Linked DNA regions of Homo sapiens: region 1 is linked to region 2. Evidence: read pairs that join two places in POLR2A ChIA-PET (ENCODE). Cell type or tissue: GM12878. All regions are shown on one strand. Each heading gives the region's core, and the rest is flanking DNA. Links, peaks and the distances in the headings are about the cores only. Region 1 overlaps LOC105370866 (a long non-coding RNA gene). Region 2 overlaps DENND4A (DENN domain containing 4A).

What was found. Peaks named below come from ENCODE experiments on the same cell type or tissue, not always from the same donor. Only the 100,000 strongest peaks of a DNase experiment are listed, where the experiment ranks them.
Region 1: POLR2A ChIA-PET joins it to region 2 with 22 read pairs; 29 of 35 experiments call an interaction of 5 or more read pairs at or near these places.

The regions. Positions count from the first base shown.
Region 1 is chr15:65,831,987-65,837,154 of GRCh38, reverse strand. The region is part of intron 1 of LOC105370866 (a long non-coding RNA gene); the gene reads right to left. Among named protein-coding and RNA genes, the nearest start is that of TRQ-CTG1-4, 35 kb to the left of the region's middle. RefSeq lists enhancers at 2,616-3,346, 4,079-4,809. In GM12878, for the core only: no CTCF peak of the experiment used is centred there; a DNase peak (open chromatin) is centred at 3,100; H3K4me3 peaks cover 386 bases; H3K27ac peaks cover 642 bases.
Region 2 is chr15:65,776,688-65,785,925 of GRCh38, reverse strand. The region is part of intron 1 of DENND4A (DENN domain containing 4A); the gene reads left to right. Among named protein-coding and RNA genes, the nearest start is that of DENND4A, 11 kb to the left of the region's middle. RefSeq lists a silencer at 6,263-6,322 and an enhancer at 8,571-8,620. In GM12878, for the core only: no CTCF peak of the experiment used is centred there; no DNase peak of the experiment used is centred there; H3K27ac peaks cover 141 bases.

The DNA.
Region 1 (5,168 bases), core at 1,678-4,177, 54 kb before region 2:
TGAAATGGAAAAGCTGTCTGGGATAGAAACGTTCATTATCTTGACTGCAGTGGTTTCACCAGCATATGCTCATGTTAAAACTCATCAAATTGTACCCTTTAAGTAGGACAATTTATTGTATAACAATTATACCTCAATAAAGCTGGTTGTTATTGCGGGGAGGACTGTTTTGTTTTATTTTGGTTTTTTTCTTACTCTTTGTTTTTGTTGTTGTTTTTAAGCTGGCATGCCTCAGTCAACAGGGGGCATTGTTGTGCATGCCAAGATGGGAAAGTGGTTTTCCCACCTGAATTTCAATTCTACGGCCCTTCTGGCCAGGTGCAGTGGCTCACACCTGTAATCCCAGTACTTTGGGAGGCCGAGGCAGGCGAAATCACCTGAAGTTAACTCAAAATACAAAATTAACCAGATGTAGTGGTGCATGCCTATAGTCCCAGCTACTCTGGAGGCTGAGGCAGGAGAATTGCTGGAACCCCAGTGGCAGAGTTTGCAGTGAATCGAGATCGTGCCATTGCACTCCAGCCTGGGCGACAAGAGCAAAACTCAGTCTCAAAAAAAAAAAATAAATTAAATAAAATAAAATAAATTCTATGGTCCTTCTATTTTTCCTGGGCTTTTCTCAGATGACAGAGCTCTTATTTATAGGCACTAAAAGAAGGTAATTAAATAATTATAGGATGAAAGTATAAGCAAATGGATGTGCAGATGTCTGCTGAAATACTCTTGATGCCTGAGTAGCAAGCACTTTATAAACTCAGCCAGACAAAGGAGGAGATTGCAGGACAAAATCATTTATTCACAGCCATGTGGAAGCCATACATGAGATTCTCTGGTGGTAAAGACTGCAGTTGCTGTCTTCCAGAGAGAAGGTTTTGTTATGCAATTTTTTTTTTTTTCTGAGATGGAGTCTTACTCTGTCGCCCAGGCTGGAGTGCAGCGGCATGACCTTGGCTCACTGCAACCTCCACCTCCCGAGTTCCAGTTATTCTCCTGCCTGAGCCTCCCGAGTAGCTGAGATTACAGGTGTGTGCCACCATGCCTGGCTAATTTTTGTATTTTTAGTAGAGACAGGGTTTTACCATGCTCCCCAGGCTGGTCTCAAACTCCTGGCCTGAAGTGATTCTCCCACCTTGGCTTCCCAAAGTGCTGGGATTACAGGCGTAAACCACTGTGCCTGGCCTGTGTTCTCATCTGGAAAATCCAACTGATAGCCTTTGCCTTACCAGTGTTAAATCACGTTTAGCATAAAGCTGCCTCCTTACATATCTTAAGTTCAGCCTAAAGGTTTCTCTGTACATCATGAACTATAACCTAAATGGAGCTGTATACAGGCTGTAGTCTACTTTTGTGTCAATCATTGAGTTTTGGCCAGTCAAGGATGGCCAACTGTTCAAACGTGTTCAAATAAGGCAAACACCGAACTGTAACCCATCCAGCTGTTTCTCCTCCTCACTTCTTTTTTCTGTTTGTCATTTTCCTTTTTCTGGCCATAAATCTTCCACCATGTGGCTGCGCTGGAGTCTCTGAGCATACTCTGGCTCAGGAGGCTGCCCGATTCACAAATTGTTCTTTGCTCAATTAAACTCTTTTAAATTTAATTTGGCTACAGTTTTTCTTTTAACATCTGTTTCTCAGAATAAAAGTGAAAGATTCCAATGAAAACATTGAAAAAGTAAAAAGAGCTATGAATGTGACATCTTAATGCAACTGCAACAATTTGGCAACACAATTGGTAATCCAGGGTTGCCGGGTTTGTGAAAAGGTACACATCTCCTGGGCCTCTGCCTCTTCCAGATACTTACGGCCAGTTTTGTTGATAGAGTACACTTGTCAATGACTCTTTCCTCCCATCCAAGCTTCCATCCACCATACCTATCATAACAATACCATAAGGTAAACATTATTAAGCCCCAGTTACAGTTGTATGAAAAGTAGTACAGAGAGCTTAAGTGTCTTCTTTACAAGCTAATAACAAATATATATAGAAGAGCTGGGATCTGACCCCAGAACTCCAACACTAATCTCTGGTCTCCTATGTTTCTCTGTTATCTTTTAAAACACCAGTGTCTTGGCCGGGTGAGGTTGCTCACACCTATAATCCCAGCACTTTGGGAGGCCGAGGCGGGCACATTGCCTGAGCCCAGGAGTTCGAGACCAGCTTGAGCAACATGGTGAAACCCCATCTGTACTAAAAATACAAAAATTAGCCGGACATGGTGGCATTCACCTGTAGTCTTAGCTACTCAGCAGGCTGAAGTGGGAGGATAGCTTGAGCCCAGGAGATGACGGAGGTTGCAGTGAGCCATGATCGCACCACTGTACTCTATCCTGGGCAACACAGAGAGATCTTATTTCAAAAAAAAACAAACAATGAAACATTAGTGTCTCTAATACAGTAGTCACCAGCCACAAATGACTATTTGCATTTAAATTAATTAAAATTAAACTGGGCCGGGTGTGGTGGCTCATGCCTATAATCCTAGCACTTTGGGAGGCTGAAGTGAGTGGATCACTTGAAGTCAGGAGTTCAAGACCAGCCTGGCCAATATGGTGAAACCCCATCTCTACTGAAAATGCAAAAATTAGCCAGGTATGGTGGCATGCACATGTCATTCCAGCTATTAGGGAGGCTGAGGCACGAGAATTGCTTGAACCTGGGAAGCAAAGGTTGCAATGAGTCGAGGTCACGCCACTGCACTCTAGCCTGGGCGACAGAGTGAGACTCTGTCTCAAAAAAAATAAATAAACAAAAATTAAACTGGATAAAAACATCCTCGCTTTCCACATTGCAAGTATTCAGTACCCATGTGTAGCTACTATATCAGACAGCATGGATATACAACATTTCCATCATTGCAAAAAGTTGAAATGAACAGTGTTACTGGCACACTACTGTATGCATCAGTAAGACACAGACTGGTGAAATATTTACTTTTACCTGATTCTGCCCCTCTTTCATCCTTATTGTCTAATTCTGAATGTTTTCTCTAGTCCCTCCTTCAGTCTTCTACCTAAATGCATGCCTGGAACTGGCCTGCTGGCTCTGAAGGGCACCCAGCACACAGGGCAGACACGGGGATTTTGATGACAAAGATTGATGCTGGCACTTTGCCTGAGCCCAGGAGACAGCAGCTCTAAAGCAGTCTGCAGCAACAGCACCAGGGTGGGAAGTGAACACCCTCTTTCTGCACATTTGCTGTTTGTTCACCTGCTCTGTCAGAAGTAGACAGAGGCAGAAAGGAAAAAGGAAAGAAGTTAAGTGAGGAGAACGAGAGGAGTGGGGCTAAAGACACCAAAACTTGGTGATCGAATTGTCTTCTAGTTCTTCCAGGCACAAAAGCTTATTCTCTAAAACCATTAAGGAGATTTCATTTGCCATTCCTACAATGGAAGGAATTTAATAATCACTCACTCTCTTAAAGCACTCACCAAACATGGATTTAAATGATCCCGGGCCTAATGATATGTTAAACATCCACATCCTCCTGATGAAGAAGACCCTAGTATAAGTGTTGAAAAAATCAAGTGTTACCAAAAAAAAAAAAAAAAAAAAAAGCCATGAATGAACTGTCTCCTCACCTAGTCCTGTCAATATGTCCTCCTTCTGTCTTCATGCTATCCTGAATATTTAGAAGCCTCTGCTTTGATACTCACCCTTCTTAAGGGGTCCTTTATGCCCAGGGAAGTTATATGAGGACCCATGGAGGTTTCAGCACTCTTTCTGACATCTAGGCTACAAACTGTCCAACCCATCTAAATGTAACAACAGTTTTACCCACATTGCTTTTCTGGCTAACTTCTCTAGCTCTTTGTGTAATTTAGGAAGTAGCATCTTCAAAACATTATAAAACACTCCTTAAGTAATGTGTAGGTGCTCTTTTGCAAGGCCCTGCCTCGCTCATGTGAGTATTATTTTAAAATACTGCCTCTGGATTCCTGGTCTTCAGTTTGAAATTTTTGTAGCTGCTTCAGCACTTCCTTCCCAGAGAGGGCTTGTGGCCTTGCTCCAAACAACACCACAGGACTTCCGCTAAGTATCCGGTTTTGTTTTGGTTTCCTACAACTGAGCTGTCACTCTCTGAGTTGCTGTTTTCAGAGCCCGCTGGGAGGAAAACAGGAATGGGCCCCTGCGGCACCATGCACAGGGCCAAGGAGCTTGGAAACCACTTGAAGGAGCAGCTGGGTGAAAAGTGGCAGGCCGCTATGGGACTCCTCTCTCAGCCTATGAGGACATAGATGACATCGGAAACCTGTGCTTACAGTTTCTCAGGGGCCTGGCACTTTGCTCTGTTGTCCCAGTGACTCACATGATAATTTTCCAGGCCTTCAAACTAGGTCAACAGCTTTGTTTGCCCAGAGAGCTCCCCTGGGAGGCCATTCTAAGGAAAGCAGACTGAAAGGGGATGTTTGGCCAGGTGATTCTTTTTGCTGGCTTTTAGCCTGAGGAAACATGATCAGTATTCAGGCCAGGAGTTTGGAGAATTAAAAGCTGCCAGCATCTGGGCTAAACCAACATACGTCAGTATTATTAGTTAAATGTTAACCATACTGCTAATTGCAGCCCTCTCCTGGAAAGAATTGAACAGATGATTTGGGAAGGCCCTAAAACAAGATGTCCACTCCTTATAGATAAGAAAGACAGCAGCTTGTGCTACAAATCTAGTCATAGAAGCTTCCATTAACTGTGAGTGGGACCTGATCAATTTTTTTCTTTATTAAGCGATGTAGTCTGATTCAGTATTTCTCAAATTTGAGAAGTCACAGAGCCCCAAGAACATATCTGAAGACCTGTAGACCCCAGTTTTTTAAGTCGGAATTACAAGTTTTTCTTTTCTTTTTTTTTTTTTTTTTTTTGAGACAGAGTCTTGCTCTGTTGCCCAGGCTGGAGTGCAGTGGCATGATCTCAGCTCACTGCAAGCTCCGCCTCCCATGTTCACGCCATTCTCCTGCCTCAGTCTCCCGAGTAGCTGGGACTACAGGCACCCGCCACCACGCCCGGCTAATTTTTTGTATTTTTAGTAGAGACAGGGTTTCACCATGTTAACCAGGATGGTCTCAATCTCCTGACCTTGTAATCCGCCCGCCTCAGCCTCCCAAAGTGCTGGGATTACAGGCGTGAGCCACCGTGCCCAGCCCGGAATTACAAGTTTTTCATACCAGTATTATTC
Region 2 (9,238 bases), core at 3,961-6,460:
TTAGGTATTTTCAGGATAGTTACAAATGTTAGGAAAACTTATTTTTATTTGGCTTTTGAAGTTTCCAGATTTCTTGAACAGTGACCAATATGGACCCAAGTTACTGTAATTTTGTCCTATAGTATATATTGTTGATAGTGAGCTTTCCAATGTACTTTCTCCAAGTATGTTTAGTTATGCTCCTTTTCTGAGACCATGAGGAAGTGTTTCAGTGTTTCAGAATTCAATGTGATAACTATTATATACGTAGTTATTTTTTATTAAATATATATCTGAAGCAAAAATGAAAAATGTTAATGCTTTATATATGAGTATGTGAGTGTATACTACATTTTTCGGTAATTTTATTTTTAAAACTTTTCAAAAATAAAAATGTCTCGTACAAAACAATATAACAACAAAAAGAATTTAATAATTTTTTTTTTTTTTTTTTTTAGAGACAGGATGTTGCTCTGTCACCCAGGTTGGAGCGCGGTGATGTGATCATGGCTCACTGCAACCTCAACCCCTTGGGCTCAAATGATCCTCCTACCACAGCCTCCCGAGTAGCTGGTACTACAGGCACATGTCACCATTCCTGGCTAATTTTTTTTTTTTTTTCTTGTAGAGACTAGGTTTTGCCATGTTGCCCAGGCTGGTCTCAAACTATGTGCCTGCCTTGGCCCCCCAAAGTGCTGGAATTATAATCGTGAGCCACCATGCCCAGCCTTTATAAATTTCTGATCTTTGTATTTCGGCTTTCATTTAGAAACAAAAAAAATATTTACCACTACAAAAGCCATGTGGATTTTTTTTTTTTTGAGACAGAGTCTCGTTCTGTCACCCAGGCTGGAGTGCAGTGGTGGCTCACTGCAACCTCCGCCTCCCAGGTTCAAGCAATTCCCAAGTAGCTGGGACTACAGGCATACACCACCATGCCTTGCTAATTTTTGTATTTTTTGTTAGAGGTGGGGTTTCACCATCTTGGTCAGGCTGGTCTTAAACTCCTGACCTAAAGTGATCTGCCCGCCTCAGGCTCCCAAAGTGCTGGGATTACAGGCATGAGACACCATTGCCCGGCCCAGGTGGAATTTTTATTAATATAATTAGTACCACAGTTTTGCTTTAGTCCCAAATTTGAGTGGCCTCCTCCTGCTTGGAGGAGGGCTTTCTGCTCCTGTAGTTCTTACCAATTAAGGAATCAAAATGTGCACATAAAAAAATGACTTATAGGCACTTACACATACAGTATTATAAATGGTTCATCAATGTTGAGATTATTTTGCACAATACTACCTGTATTTCTGTTTTTGTCCAACCCACTATACATGCCTTAAAGGACTAAAATCAGATTGGTTAAGGCAACAACTTCCCCATATTTTTATTTAATTTGAATAAATGTTTTCTTATAAAATATGTTTAGATTTACAGAAAAGTTACAGGGAGTTAAGGTATACCTTGCACCCAGTTTCCCCTATTTTTTTTTTTTTGTAAGAAATGGGGGTCTCGTCATGTTGCCAGTGTCTGACATTTCAATGTTAAATTTGTCACCGTTAAGGAACCAATGTTGGTACATTACTACTAACTAAAATTCATTTATTTGGATTTTGTTAGTTTTTACCTAAGGTTCTTTTTTGGTTCCAGGATCCTATCCAGAATACGACAATACATTTAGTTGACATCTTCCCTTAGCCTATCTGGGCTGTGATGGCATTTCAGACTTTCCTTGTTTTTGATGACTTTGATGGTTTTGAGGAGTATTGGTCAGGGATTTTGTAGAATGTCCCTCAGTTTGGGTTTGTCTGATGTTTTCTTCATGGTTAGACTGGGATTATGGGTTTGGGGGAGGAGAGTCACAGAGATAAAGTGCCGCTCTCATTGCATCATATCAAGGGGAAATACTATCAGTACGGCTTATCACTGATATTGTTAACCTCGGTCACCAGGCTGAGCTAGTGTTTGCCAGGTTTCTTTACTGTATTGTTTTCCCGTACTCGTCTTTTTGGAAACAAGTCATTAATTGTAGACCACACTCAGTAGGTCTGTTTTCTTAAAGGGGAGCTGTCTATAAAATTATTTGGAATTCTTCTGCTATGGATAGTCTTTTTTTCTTCTCCGTTTATATATTTATTCAATCATTTATTTATATATGTATGGACTCATAGATGGTTATTTTATACTTGGGGTCATAATCCTATACTACTTTATTTATTTTGTTGCTCAAATTTTTCTACCAACAGGACATACTCCATTGTTTTGTTTTTTGAGTACTTCCTTACTTTCTGGCACTAGAAGAAGTTCCAGACTCATCTTGTATATTTCCTGCCCCAGCCCTAGAATCAGCCATTTTTCCAAGGATCCCTGGTTCTATTTTTTGGTGAATCATGTTAGAAACCAAGATCTGGTTACTCAGTGTGCTCATTGCTGTTGGAATATCATGACTTCTAGGCCTTTTCAGTGTATAGACCTGGAAAATATATGTATGTATACACATATATAACTATTATCTGTATCTATATTGAGGTAAACATGAGTTCATACTGATGACTTTGACTATCAGTACTATATAGTTCATTCTGGCTTTACTCTGCTATCTATTACCTCCCTCTCCAAAAGTGAGAAATCTGGCTCACGCCATCTGACATCTATTAACTTATTTGTTCAGTCCCATCGTCCATGTACAGCACTTTTAGAATTGTTAACCTGTATCTCCATGAGAAATGCCTTTACCAAAAAAGAACAGTGCTTATATACAGTTCTTTTTGTTGTTAGAGTTTCCAGTTTCAAGTTTCCCAAAGTTACTTAAATCAAACCTTTTCCCCTGACATCTGTATTTTAATTTTATTTTTAATAAATTGATCTAAATTACATGGTAATTATATATAAAGCTTATAAAAAATTTCCCTTGCCCAACTAAAGATCTTTAGCTTTAGATGTGTTTTTTTTTCCTCCTGACTTTTGTGACCAAAAAAAAAAAAAAGATCCCTTCCATCAGTAGTATTTCCTGAGGTTTAGTCAGAATAGCACTGCTTCATTTGGTTGTTAGTTGACATCTTTACATTTGGACTAAGAATTATTATTGCTTCAGATATTTTTAGTGGTACATATTGATAAATGCTCTTTGATAGAGCATTAAGATTACTGCAACTAAACAAATATGTAATAATATTTGAAAGCTTAAAATGTACCTGTATTCTTGTGGTAACTTTGTATGTTTTAGCTAATTTAACTCCCCCAAGAAGTCTATGAGGTAAATAATTATTTTGCCCATTTATTTTTATTTTATTTTTTTGTTTTCAGGGTATGTGTATGTGTGTATGTGTGTGTGTTATTTTGCCCATTTTAAAGTTGAAGAAGTTAAGACACAGAGATGTTAAACAACTTGTCCGAGGTCACATTGCTAGTAAATGACAAAGCTGCAGTTTGCAACCAGTCTGATTGTGGAGCCTGCACTCTTAATCACTTTGGCATATTATCTTTAAATAAATAAGAAAAGTTCGAAGAGTAGTAAGGGTAATGAAGGAAGTAAAACAGGGTGATCTGAGAGAATGAACGAAAGAGGGTCCTTAGAGTACTTCTTGGGGAAGCCGTCTCTTGGGAGATTGACGCTGGACAAGCAAGAAGGAGCCAGAAATGTGAAGAGCTGAGTGAGGAAAGAGGAATATCAAGTGCAAAGCCTTGCAATGCAAAGGGTCCTGGGATGTTTGAGAGCAGAAAGGCACCTGATGTGGCTAGGTGTAGTGAACAAGGGTGAAAACAGTCTATGAGGGCCTGTAACACTTACTATATGTGAGGTCCCGTGTAGTACATTGTTTAGTATTCACAGTCACCTACTATCTCAGTTTTGCAGATGAGAAAATAGAGTTGTCTGTATCAATGACAAGGGCCCTTGTGGGGCCCTAAAATCCTTTTTCTCTTATTTACTCTTTATCCCACTGTAGTTTAATTTCTACTTTTTCATATCACTAAACTTGCTCTTGTAAAGTAACCAGTGACAATAATACTTTCTCAAGAAACTCTGTCCCATTACTTCCACTATGCCATCCCCTTTTGTGTATTCTCTGCCTGTCCCATAAACAGTGGTGTTTCTGAGTTGGCCAGTTGCTCTTCTCAGCCTTCACATTGTTCTAAGTTACAGTTATCCCTATAGTTTCAGTTACCATGTATCTACCCATTACTCCCCAGGCCATTTTTTCCAGCATCAGTATCTTTCCAAAGCATCAGATTAGATTATTTTATTTATCGCCTTCACTTCATCTCTTCTTGTCCAAACTGGACTTTATTTACCTATCTATAGTTTTTCTTTCAAAGACATCATGGACTACTGTTGACTTCATCAACCAAGGAAGAAACTTTGGAATCATTCATGATTTCTTCCATCTCCCTCTCTCTCTCTCATTCCTTACATCCATTTATTTACTGAATTCTGCTGGATTTATCTCCTAAATATTTTTTGAATCAGTCACTTCCCCAGCATCCTTGTTCCAACTTCTGCGTTATTAGGAACTATTTCCTTACTTTTTCGTAGTTTTCCTGTCTTCGGTTTTATCTCCTTGAGATTCACCTTCTCAGAATTGCCAGAATGGTATGTTTGAAACATAAACCTGAAAATTCTTTACTGACTCCCCATTGTCAACATGATAAGGTTTTAGTATGTCATTAAAACTCTCCATGACTTGGCTTCTACCTGGTTCTCTAATCTTAACTCTAGTAATTTCTGCTTTCTACTTTCCACTCCAACTCTGCAGAGCTACTTTTTGAAGATTTGCTGAATATACGTACTATTTCTGGATTGTTGACCATTGCTTATGTAGTCCTTCTGCCTGGAATGCCTTTGTTTCCTCCTTCCTTTTTCTTTTTGCCTACCTAACTCCTTTACAACTTTTAGGACTCAGCTGGGCATTACTTTCTCTAGAACGCCTTCTCAGATCCATACTCTTGCCTGGATAATTGGGTCCCTCCCAGAATAATCTATTGGTAACTATGTTATAGCTCAAGCACCCAGACCAGACATGGCACTCAGTAAGAATTTATGGAATGAACTATAGTATTGGAGAAGCAGGATAAAGTAGTTGGTTCCAGACCCAGACTGTCTGGGATTGAAACGTGACTTTGCTGTTTGACTGTGTTAACTCTGTGTACCTCATTTTCTTCCCTGTAAATGGGGTTATTGATGCCTTCATAAGGTGTTTGTGAAGCTTAAGTTTGCTAGTGCAAGTAAAGTACTTAGAACAATGCCTATGACTAATAAATATTCAGTAAGTAAGCTATTATAACTATCGTTGCCCTTAAATATTTTAATTTATGTATCTTCTCCACCAGGCTATGAATTAGTGAATGAAAGAACAAACCAACTAATCCTGGGTTTTAAAATCAAAGACACAACCCTAGCTTTTGAAAATGTCATGGAAAGTTGACCATTAGTCTTTCTAGGAGGTCCAACATTTGGTGTCCTGTCACAAATTTGAAATTGGTGTTGATGATGATTAGTATTTCTTAATTGTACCACTTAATTAGTTGCTTATTTAAAATTCAGCATACTTTTCTTATTAATAGCACTGTTTAAACTCTAGGAATGCCCTTTACTTACTTTTAATCTTCATTTAATCTGTACTGTAGCATTTAACTAGCCTTTTCTCTTTTGGATTAAGGTGTGAGGGAGGTAGCTGTACTAAGACTATATTTTTTTATTCGGGCATAAATGAAAGCATGTTACAGAGAAAGGTTGAACAAGAGCACAGAATGGGCCTAGCGGGGTGGTGCACACCTGTAATCCCAACGCTTTGGGAGGCCAAGGCGTACGGATCTCTCGAGCCCGCAATATGTCATTAAAAATTATTGATACCTCTGCCTTCTTCCATTATTGTAAACAGTTACAATAAATCTTTACTTAAATTTTTTTTTTCCCTGCTAGGTGTGGTGGCTCATGCCTGTAATCCCAGTGCTTTGGGAGGCCAAGCAGGAGGATCACTTGAGCCCAGGAGTTTGAGACTGGCCTGGGCAACATAGCTAGACCCCATTTCTCCAAAAATAAATAAATAAATAAATAAAGTCCAGACACTGTGGCTCACGCCTGTAATCCCAGCCTGGCCAACATGGCAAAACCCCATCTCTACTAAAAATACAAAAATTAGCTGGGCATGGTGGTATATGCCTGTAATCCCAGCTACTTGGCAGACTGAGGCACAAGAATTGCTTGAACCTAGGAGGCAGAGGTTGCAGTGAGCTGAGATCGCACTACTGCACTCTAGCCTGGGTGACAGAGTGAGACTCTTTCTCGAAAACAAACGAAAAACACCACCTAGCTAGCCAGGCATGGTAGTGTTCCCCTGTAGAGGCTGAGGTGGGAGGATCACTTGAGCCCAGGAGTTTGAGGCAGCAGTGAGCTATGATTGTGCCACACACCCCAGCCTCAGCAACAGTTTCTTGTCTTTAAAAACAAAACAAACAAACAAACTAAAAAACAGCTTTTTTTTCCTTCTCTTTTTTTTTTTTTTTTGAGACAGAGTCTCACTCTATCTCCCAGGCTGGGGTGCAATCTCGGCTCACTGCAACCTCTGCCTCCCAGGTTCAAGCGATTCTCCTGCCTCAGCCTCCCGAGTAGCTGGGATTATAGGTGTGCACCACCATGCCTGGCTAATTTTTCTATTTTTAGTAGAGACGGGGTTTCACCATGTTGGCCAAGATGGTCTTGAACTCCTGATCCCAGACGATCCACGCGCCTCGGCCTCCCAAAGTGCTGGGATTACAGGTGTGAGCCACTGCGCCTGGCCTTTTTCCTTCTCTTGAATTTGTATCTTGAGATTAACAAAGGTTTTTTTTCCTTCTAATTTTTATTTATTTATTCTAGACATGTGGTCTCGCCATATTTCCCAGGTTGGCCTCAAATTCCTGGGCTCAAGCCGTCTTACTGTCTCTGCCTTCTGAGTGGCTGAAACTGTAGGCATGCACCACCTTATGGGGCCCTAAAATCCTTTTTATAGCAGTCAGTATTTAATTGCATGTTGGCCTCCTCTGAGCTGAAAGCAACATAGCCTTTTTTTTTTTTTTTTTGATGCGGAGTCTCGTTGTGTCACCCGGGCTGGAGTGCAGTGGCGTGATCTCAGCTCACTGCAACCTCTGCTTCCTGGGTTCAAGCGATTCTCCTGCCTCAGCCTCCTGAGTAGCTGGGATTACAGGCACGTGCCACCATGCCCAGATAATTTTGTATTTTTAGTAGAGACGGAGTTTCACTGTTAGCTAGGATGGTCTCGATCTCCTGACCTCGTGATCCGCCCGCCTCATCCTCTCAAAGTGCTGGGATTACAGGCATGAGCCACTGCATCTGGCCTGCAACATAACTTTTTATATGCACTAGGAAACCAAAAAATTCATGTGACTTCCTTTATTGTGATATTGGTTTTATCGTAGTGATGTGGAACCTAACCTGTAGTATTTCTGAGGTATAGCTGTAATGACTGTGGTACTGGGGAACGCTTTTTTTTTTTTTTTTTTAGGTCACTGTATTTTACCACTGAGTATTTTAGTTGAGGACTCTGAAATGTCATGTTTTTAAGATAAATGGGTGTAGATGGGTGGGGGAAACTATACAGTGTTACTTTGGCTTGTTAGATAAGACTGGCTGTTATCACCAGAGAAGAAAAACCTCACCCCCTTTTTGGTCAAAATTGTAGTAACTGATATTATTTTTCTTTAAAAAATAATTTGTTCAGATAAAGTCTAAGAAATTCCCTATTAATCTCTCATTTTTTCTGGACACCAGAACTTTGTAATAGAATTTTATTCATACTTACTCATAACTACACTGAAGTTGGATTTATAGAATATTGTTTGAAACTGCTGTTTGGTGAATATTTTTCATTTTATTGTGCTGAGGAATATCTGAAGATACCAGCTTAACAGCCTTTTTTTTTTGATACGGAGTCTCCCTCTGTCGCCCAGGCTGGAGTGCATTGGCCTGATCTCAGCTCACTGCGACCTCTGCCTCCGGGTTCAAGCGATTCTTCTGCCTCAGCCTTCCAGTAGCTGGGACTACAGGTGCATCCCACCATGCCCAGCTACCTTTTTATATTTTTATTTGAGACAGGGTTTCACCGTATTGGCCAGACTGGTCTCGAACTCCTGACCTTGTGATCTGCCCACTTTGGCCTCCCACAGTGTTGGGATTACAGGTGTGAGCCACTGTGCCCAGCCTAACAGCCATTTTTTTAAACAAAACTTTTTTTTGGCTTCCTTGATTAACTGATATTTTGCTTTTCTTTTTTGAGGTTTGTTTAATCAATTTTTTTGTTTGTGGCCCGGTGCAGTGGCTCACACCCATAATGCTAGTACTTTGGGAGGCCAAGGCAGGCAGGTCACTTGAGATCAGCAGTTCGAGGCCAGCCTGGCTAACATGACGAAACCCCATCTGTACTAAAAATACAAAAATTAGCCAGGCGTGGTGGTGCGTGCTTGTGATCCCAGCTACTTGGGAGGCTGAGGCTGGAGAATCGCTTGAACCTGGGAGGTGGAGGTTGCAGTGAGCTGAGATCGTGGCACTGCACCCCAGCCTGGTCAACAGAGTAAGACTCTGTCTTAAAAAAAAAAAAATTGTTTGTAATTTAAAAAATGTAAGCTGGCTTACCCAAAAAGGGAAATTAGTTCCCATTAGGCAAAGATGCTGGAGTTTTCACAGTACCCGATGATAGAAGTACAGCCAAGACTCATGAAGGGGAAGGGAAACCAGGAACTGGAAATTTATAACCCAGGCAGCTATTTTCTTTTTTTCTTTCTTTATTTTGAGACAGCGTCTTACTCTGTCGCCCAGGCTGGAGTGCAGTGGTGCTATCTCAGCTCACTGCATCCTCCGCTTCCCGGGTTCAAGTGATTCTCCTGCCTCAGCCTCCTGAGTAGCTGGGATTACAGGCACATGCCACCATGGCTGGCTCATTTTTGTATTTTTAGTAGAGATGGGGTTTCACCGTGTTGTCCAGGCTGGCCTCGAACTCCTGGCCTCAAGTGATCCTCCTGCCTCGTCCTTCCAACTTGCTGGGATTACAGGCCACCGTGCCCAGCCCCATGCAGCTATTTTCTTACTACCCTGGGGTAGCATGATTTCTCTGAGTCTTCCTGCTTTTCCACTTCATTTTTCTTACTTTGCATGTTGTCTTTCACCACTGCACGTGGATGGACATGTCTTCTAACTCTTAAATTCATATATTCGCTCATGGTTCTGTGATTTCATTCTGAACCTCTGGGAGAAAATTGAGTCTGAGGCAGG